Regions from separate parts of the Homo sapiens genome. Here region 2 is linked to region 1. Evidence: chromatin contacts called from ENCODE Hi-C or POLR2A ChIA-PET data. All regions are on one chromosome and are shown on one strand. The core of a region is the stretch at or near the end of the contact, and the rest is flanking DNA. Distances in the headings are between cores, read along the strand shown.

What was found. A loop is a pair of places that touch in the nucleus more often than their neighbours do. ChIA-PET counts read pairs that join two places held with the same protein, here RNA polymerase II (POLR2A). Pooled maps may share reads with other maps.
Region 2: a loop to region 1 is called in a pooled map, with 2.5 times the contacts of the local background. The contact joins the promoter of KDELR3 here to the promoter of MAFF in region 1. A Hi-C loop is called at or near these places in 1 of 168 maps with a recorded cell type or tissue (chondrocyte) and 2 of 50 pooled maps. POLR2A ChIA-PET finds 5 or more read pairs at or near these places in 5 of 52 experiments (A673, GM10248, HEK293T and 2 more).

What each region holds. Positions count from the first base shown.
Region 1 is chr22:38,200,095-38,204,288 of GRCh38, reverse strand. MAFF (MAF bZIP transcription factor F) reads right to left here and starts at 2,295. Exons shown (of 3, transcript NM_012323.4): 1 at 2,077-2,295. RefSeq lists silencers at 709-788, 1,639-2,078, 2,139-2,468.
Region 2 is chr22:38,466,158-38,470,351 of GRCh38, reverse strand. KDELR3 (KDEL endoplasmic reticulum protein retention receptor 3) reads right to left here and starts at 2,256. Exons shown (of 5, transcript NM_006855.4): 1 at 2,028-2,256. The coding sequence starts at 2,118. RefSeq lists silencers at 2,175-2,404, 2,425-2,494.

The DNA.
Region 1 (4,194 bases), core at 1,046-3,545:
CATCACCCATCTAAGCTGTGTTTTGCATTTACTTCTGTGGATCTTTTTTCAAGTTTGTGTCCGCTGCTGAGCTATAAGCTCCCAGAGGGCAGTCTCTGGATCTGGTCTGTTCATCTCATCCCTGGCATCTGGTCCAGGACAAGGGCCCAATGGCAATGCAGGGCCCAGGGGTGATTCAATGGGAAGTTAAACTTCTCAGTGCTAACTTTCCATCTGGGACTGAGTCAACCAGCCACTTCCCCTCATCCCCTGACCCCAGGCCCTACTTTGTAATGTTTCCTGCCCAGCTTTGAGGGTGGGCCTGTCTGGTTCCTGTGCTCCTGGCCCCAACCCTCCTGACTCAAACCCCACCTACTCTTGGGTACCCCCAGCTCCTGGCATGGGGCTGTCAGCCCTGCTTTCTCTTCCACAATTCACCTGGAAAATACGCTGTCTGCACAGACTTCCAGAGCTTCCCCCTTCTACCCACCATCCTGCCATCCTGGCTGTTACCTAGTTCCCAGTGGTAGATGGGAATACTGAGGGTCCGGGCTGCTGTAGCAGAGCTCACCCAGGGTTCAAAGATCCAAAGTCAAAAGATCATTGGTTCCTCACCCTAGCAAGTTCAATTGCTCCCCTCCCACAATTCCATAGACCGTGGGTGGGTGGGTGGAGGGGGAAGGTGGATTAAGACCAAGGAATCTCTAGCCCCCAGCCCATCCTGCAGGCGGCTACGACAAACAGGTGCTTTCTGCAGGGCTATTGGGTGAGTGGGTGGGTGGCGGCTAGGTCAGGCCCCACCCCTCACTCATTAACCCTCCGTGCAGTCAGAGTTCTATCCCCAATGCCTACTGACCCTGCCTGGCCCAGGGTGAGGGCACTCGGGGTCTGTCGGCTGGCTCAGAGCCTCAGCTAGCTTCCGGCGTCCAGCTGTAGGTCAGTCTAGTCTCACCAGTCCCACTTGTGAACTGAAACTACCAGGAGAGCGGAAACCGGCTCCGCCCCATCCTCCACGACCTAGCAGGTACAGCCTCCAGAACCCGGACTAGCTAAAAGCCTGTGGTCCTCTCCCTGCGCCGCACCCTTGCAGTCAAGGTTTTCTGGCCCTTCCTGTTCTCATGGGACTGAGGGGATGGGCAACCCTGGGGACGAACGAGAGTCCCTTGGTTCTTCCCTCCCCAGGAAGCCCCAAAATCTGGGGACAAGAACCTGGGCTCCAACTCACTTTGTTACCAGATCCACCGGGGTGCCAAGCGGGGGTGGCTCACATCCCTCACTCCTAGCTCAGCTGGGTGGGGTCTTTGATACCTTGCCCCACCCTGTGGCTGCGGGCGCGGGCTCTGGGCGGGAGACAAACACTGGGGTCACGTGGCGGAGGCCCTGGGAAACTCCGGGGAGAGCCGGGGACGGACAGCCCCGGGTAGTAGGACTGGGGCGGCCCGGGCCAGAATTCCCAGACCCCGTGCGAAGACGCACGGGTCCGCTTCCTTCGCTCGGGTCCTTGTTCCGCGTTTACTCCGGTGGCCGGCCCAGGGCACGCCCTCTCCGAGGTACACACTGCTGGTGTACAGGCCCCAGGGAGCGCGCGCGCGGACACGCACACACAAGCACAACACACGCACACACGCCCCCGAGGTACACAGCGCACGCACGCACCGGGCAGGATACCCAGGCCGCCCGCCAGGGAACACACGCCCGCCCTCGGACGTAAACAAACCGCGCACGCACCGCCCGCGGGCGCCGGGCCAGGGCCTGTTCCCACCGAGTCACGTAGGAGCACAGCGCCCCCGCCCCCGCCGGGCGGACGCGGAGATCGCCGGCCTGCGCTGCCCCTTCCTCCCGGCGCCGCCGCCTACCCGCCCGCGCCCCGGGAAGGGGCCCCGTCTCCACCCCCACTCCCCCGAGCTGGCCTCGGCCCCGTCCTCGGCGTCCCCGGGACGGCCGCTCCCTTCTCCCCGCCCCGAGCCGTCCGGGCGATGGAGCTCCGGGAGCCCCGACGGATCGGGCCCGGGCGCCCACCCCAGGCGCATCCCGGGACGCAGAAACCCTGCCGCCTTGGGGTCCCGCGCACCGTCCTCCTGGTCCCGCGTTCCTCACCCGCTTCTGGGCCCGCTTGGTCCGGCGCGCTCACACACGCGCGTCTCGCCGCTGTCCCGGCCGCTGTCCCGATCCGCGCTCCGGTCAGTCTCCCCTCCGCTCTGAGCCGCAGGTCGCTCTGAACCGGGCGCCCGGGAGCGCTGCGCTGAGTTTTGTTGTGGGGCGGGCGGCGCAGGGGGCCGAGGCCGCGCGGAGTTGTAAGGCGAGCTTCCCGGAATTACTCACTCACAGGATTCCTTTCATTCATAAAAACCCAGTCATGCGGTGACGTCACCGACCCGGCCGCCCTCCGGCCAGGAGCGGCCGCTTGGTCCCTCGGCCCCGCCCCCGTATGACCCCGCCCCCTGGAAGCCCCGCCCCCGGGGCTGCCGCGATTCTCTGCCTGGTTCCAGGGCTCGCTGGGTGCGTTCACGTGACACCTCGCGAGAGCCCCGTGGGTGTAGGTGTCATTGGCTCATTTTACAGGTAGTGGTCCTGGCCCTCTTCTTTCGACCTAGACCTTCTGCCTTAATGATCTCATCCAGTCCCGTGGCTTTAAATGACATTTATATGGCTATGAGCCCCAGGTTTGTATTTCCGGAGCGAACAGCTTCTCTGAGTTCCAGACTCATAGCCAGCTGCCCACTCTGCGCATCCAGTGGGTGTCAGATGGGCACTGCAGAGGACTCGGCCCAAAAACCCGCTCCTGATCGTCAGCCCTACCTCTGCTCCCTTGCCACCCCATCTCAGCTGCTCAAGCCAAAACCTTGGAGCCTGGCTCCATCCCTCCCTCTCCCTTCCTCCCCACCTCAGGACTCAAGCTAGCGGTGTCTCCAGGTCTCCTGCATAGGACCATTTCTCACCACCTCCAGTCATGGCACCTGGTCTCGGCACCATCAGCTTACCCGGACAATGGCAGCAGCCTCCGAGGCTCCCTACTTTGCCTCCAAAGTCTTTCTTTCTATACCAGCCAATGTTCTTCTCAAAACAAAGCTCAGGTTGTTTACACACCTTCTTTGGCCACTCTCTCCTCATCCACTGCTCTTCGGCCACAGTGCCCTTCTTTCTGTCCCCCAAACATACCAAGCTCATTCCTGCGACAGGCCCTTGGCACTGGCTGTCTGGTCTTCTGTTCACTTGCCTGACTCTTTCTCATCTTTCACGTCAGCCCGGATGTCACTGCCTCAGAGAGACATTTCCTGACCACCCTGGTTAAAGCAGTCTTCACCTCTGAATTTTTTTTTTTTTTTCGAGACAGGGTCTCACTCTGTCACCCAGGCTGGAGTGCAGTGGCACAATCTCGGCTCACTGCAACCTCCTTCTCCTGGACTCCAGCCATTCTCCCACCTTAGCCTCCCAAGTAGCTGGGACCATAAGCACACACCACCATGCTAGGTTCATTTTTTGTATTTTTTTTTTTTTTTTTTTTTTTTTTTTTTTGTAGAGACAGGGTTTTGCCATGTTGCCCAAACTGGTCTCAAACTCCTGGACTCAGGCAATCCACCCACGCTGGCCTCCCAAAGTAATGGGATTACAGGCGCAAGCCACCGCACCCAGCCTTGAAATTTGTTCTTATATTATCTTAATACTTCTGTAGGGTGTTTCATCATTTATGTATGTGAGTGCTGGTTATTGTCTGTCTTCCCCAACCAGAATGTATGTTTTATGAAGGCAGGCCTTGCTTCTTTTTCTTTTTCTTTTTTTTTTTTTGAGACAGAGTCTCACTCTGTTGCCCAGGCTGGAGTGCAGTGGCATAATCTTGGCTCACTGCAACCTCCGCCTCCCAGGTTCAAGGAATTCAGCCCCCCAGTAGCTGGACTACAGGTGAGTCACCATGCCCAGCCAGGCTGGTTTTGAACCCCTGACCTCAGGCCACCCACCTCGGCCTCCCAAAGTGTTGGGATTGCAGACATGAGCCACTGCGCCTGGCCAGGCTTATCTTGTTCACCACTGCCTGCCCAGTGCCTGGAGTAGTGCTTGGCACATAGTAGGCCCACAGTAAATACATGTTGAAGGAATACATGACTGGAGGCTCAGAGAGGTGAAGGTGACTTTCTAAATTCACTCAGCTAGGAAGTACAAGCACTGGAATTGGTATCCAGGTCTGAATGATTCCTGGCCCAGATGTTTGGGGGTACA
Region 2 (4,194 bases), core at 1,007-3,506, 270 kb before region 1:
AGGAGTTCGAGACCAGCCTGGCCAATATGGCGAAACCCCGTCTCTACTAAAAATACAAAAATTAGCTGAGTGTGATGGCGGGCGTCTGTAATCCCAGCTACTTGGAAGGCTGAAGCAGGAGAATAGCTTGAACCTGGGAGGCAGAGGTTGCAGTGAGCCGAGATTGCGCCACTGCACTCCAGCCTAGGGGATAGAACAAAACTCTGTCTCAAAAAAAAAAAAAAAGAAGTGGGCGCAGTGGCCCACGCCTACAATCCCAGCACCAGCACTTTCGGAGGCCGAGGTGGGTGAATCACCTGAGGTCAGGCGTTCAAGACCAGCCTGGCCAACATGGCGAAACCCCGTCTCTACTAAAAATACAAAAATTAGCCGGGTGTGGTGGTGCGTGCCTGTAATCCCAGCTACTCAGGAGGCTGAGGCAGGAGAATCGCTTGAACCTGGGAGGTGGAGGTTGCAGTGAGCCGAGATCACACCACAGTACTTCAGCTTCAGGGACAAAGCGAAACTCTGTTAAAAAATAAAAATAAAAAATAAATAAAAGAAAGTCAGCTCCACCAGGGCTGGGCCTCTGCTGTCCGGGCTGTATTCTAGGTGCCCAGCAGTGTCTGGCAGACAGCGGCCAGGTACCAGTGTCCCCTCTTGGTCATGGTTGCTCACTCCGTGCAGGGCCTTCTGCAAAAGTGCAGGAAGAGGTTGGAGCTGATTCTCCCCTCACCAGGGCCTGCTGCTCCGGGTCCCCCACTCAGCATTCCTGGCCACCTCCCCTGAGGAAGAACCTGAACTGTCTCTGTACCTGTCTCTCCAGAGACCCCAAACCCAAATGGCCTCCAGGCCTAGAACCACTCCCTCCACACCGTACTGTTGCTCATGTCTGCACCAACCCCCACCCTGCCAGGCCTCCCCCTGCTCTGTGCCTTTTCTCTCAAAGCTTGCAAAGCAACCTGTTCAGGCCCCCTTCCAGGCCCCTTCCCGGCTCCCAAACCATGAAGGGCTCCCCAGACCCAACTCCCTGGCCTGGCAGAAAAGGCCCTTTCACATCTGGACCAGCCTCCCTCCTGGACTCATCTCCCTCCAGACCACCCCAAATCTGGCTGCCCACCCTTCCCGGGGGATGCCCGGTGCTTGGTGACCTCCATGCCTCTTCATCCCCGGAGCCCTCCACAGCACACACTTCCTGGATTGACACCTGCTCGTCCTCCGGGACCAGCACGGAGCTGCTCCTTCCACAGGGCCTTCGGGGCCCACTCTCAGCCTTCTCAGCCTCCTCAGCCCCACGAGGAGCCTGAGCTCACTCCTGCCTCTGCACACCCAGTGCCAGGCACAGGGAGGGCACCACGAGGATGCCGGTGGACAAAGATGGCTGGAGGAGGCTCTGGCAGCCTTTCGTGGCTCTGGATCTGTTGGCGACCGCGAGTCCAGCCTCCAAGCTTCTCCAAACCCCCAGCAGGGCAGCCAGAATGCAAACAGGGGACCCCTCCAGCCTTCCCCGGCTTCCGTTTAGAGGCAGCTCCATACCCGCCTGAGCCCGGCTGGTGCCCTCCTGCCACATCACAGCCACCGGTGCCACACATGCAGGCAGGGGAGGGACGAGGGCTCACTTTGGGGGGCGGGGTGGGGTCTGGGAAGGGGCAGGGAAGAGAAGACCTTGAGAATCGTGGGCCGTTCCTGAGTGCATATCTGCTTCTCCCCACAGTCGATGGTGGAAGGAACAATGGGTGTAACTGGTGGGAGGGAGGGGTTGTCACCTCCCTTATAACCCCCTCTTCCAACCAGCAGTGACACTGCCAACCTGAGGGGGCGTCTGTGCAGGAACAAACCCACCCGCCTCCCATCATCTCGAGGGGTCCTCCTCCTCTGATTTTATACAACTTTACATTGTTTTTGGAAGTGGAGCTCCGCAAAGTTTCAAGGACCCCCACGCCGGAGTCCCCACCCTGAGCAGACACCTGGAGCGCCCTGCCCTGCACGCAGGGGCATGAGGCTGGCCAGAGAGGGGGTCCCGCACCTCCCTGCCAGGCGCCCCTCACCCTTGCAGCACTTGGACCTCCAGATCTTCCCCAGCAGCAAGATCATGGCCAGGAGGTGGCTCAGGTCGCCGAGGATTCGGAACACGTTCATGGTCCAGCCAGTCAGTCGTGCGCCCGCGCCCAGCAAACTTCTAGGAAACTTTCTGGCGGGCAGGGCGGCTGCCACGTCTCCGGCCCCGGTCTCTAGGTGCCCCAGAGCCCTGCCTGCGCCTCACAGCTCCGCGATCGCACCCGCGCGCCGCCGCCCACGCACTCTTGGCCGGGCGGTGACGTGGCCAGGGCGGCCGCCGGCGCAGGGTGGGGAGCCAGGAAGCGGCGCGGCCCGGAGATCCCGCCTCCCGCCCATCCCAGCGCCCGGCTCCCGGACTGGGCGGCCCGGCGACGCGGGGGGGCTTCTGGCCTGCGCCCGGCTGCCGTGTGCGCCGGGTGCCCGCCACGACCCATGTCGCCCATGCCCCAAGTGCCCTCTGCCTTCCCTCCGCAGAAACTGGAGGCCTGCCACCAAGCCCCAATCTCTGCCTCAGTTTCCTCATCTGTACACAGGCCCCATAACACTGGTGCCAGCGCTTGGCAGGAGCCAGCACGTGGAAGTACCCTGTGGGGCGATTCCTGCTATTGTCCTCATCTTCCCGGAGCTGGAGCTCCCTCCCTGGGAGAGTGGGGTGGGGCGGGGCGAGCCGGAAGCGGAGTCCCCACCTCCGTCTGTTAATTTGGTTGTCCACCCGGTCGGGACCCGATCTTGCTGCAGGTGGACAATGGTAATGGCACACCACTCAGCAGCAGAATCAGACTGACCTCGGCTGCAGCCTGGGTCGGTGGGCCTTCCTCTCTCTTGGTCTCAATTTTCTCACCTGTAAAATCGGGTTGTTGTGGGTAGGCAGGAGGTCAAGCTGGTCAGGGAGATCCAGGGCCCTCGTTCGTGCCTTCCCTCTTCTTGGTGTTACTAGGATGTTAAACAGGGACACACAGGACAGGAGAGACCCAGGAGGGCTGAGCACCAGGAAGGGTGGGGAGTGAAGGGTCCCTGGTGGGAGGGAGTCCTCCCAGGGCTGTGTGGTCTGAGCAGGTCCACCACCCCCTCTGGATATAAGTCTCTGCGTCTGAAAGAGTGGACCAGGTGAGCTGAGGGCCCTTAGCCTCCCCTCCTTGACCTGAATAAGCCCTCCTCCCATTCAGCGCCCTCATCTCTCTCTAAATAACGGACCTCCTCCCACTCCCACCTCCTGCCACAGATAACCAGAGAGGCTTTTCCATGACAAATGTATTTAAACAGAGATGGGGTCTCACTGTGTTGCCCAGGCTAGTCTCGAACTCTTGTGCTCAGGCCATCTGCCTGCCTCAGCCTTCCAAATGCTGGGATTACAGGCATAAGCCACTATGGCCAGCCTCTTTTCTGTGATAAAAATCTGTCACTTCAGTGGTCAAGACCCTTCTATGGCTCCCTATGCCCCCTACTTTCCCTACTTTTCCTCCCAGGGAAAGGCAGTCCTTTTTTTTTTGAGACAGAGTCTCGCTCTGTGGCCCAGGCTGGGGTGCAGTGGCACAATCTCTGCTCACTGCAATCTCTGCCTCCCTGGTTCAGGCGATTCTCATGCCTCAGCCTCCCAAGTAGCTGGGATTACAGGCGCCCGCCACCACGCCAGGCTAATTTTTGTATTCTTAGTAGAGATGGGGTTTCACCATGTTGGCCAGGCTGGTCTCGAACTCCTGACCTCAGATGATTTGCCTGCCTCAGCCTCCCAAAGTGCGGGGATTACAGGCGTGAACCACCGCGCCCAGCCAAGGCAGTCCTTTGAGACCCCAAACGCAGTCCAAAGACCAGCAGCATTGCTACCGCTTGTTGGGAATGCAGAATCTCAGCCCCTCCCCAGGCATTCCCGGGTGAATCAGACTCCGATGTGCACACGAATCCCCTGGGGATCGTGTTTAACTGTAAAGTTCCAAAGGCACTCATCTAAACAGCACTGTGAGGAAGCAGTGGCCTCATTCTCATTTCACACATGGGGAAAGCGAGGCAGGGAGGCTAAATAACTTGCTTGAGGTCACACAGACACCAAGCAGTCCTGTAGCCCAGATTCCAACACACGGTCTACCATGAAATCATTCCCTTACACTGTGGGTTGCCATGGCAGGTGATGAGCACCCTGTCGCGAGAGGTGGGTGAGCG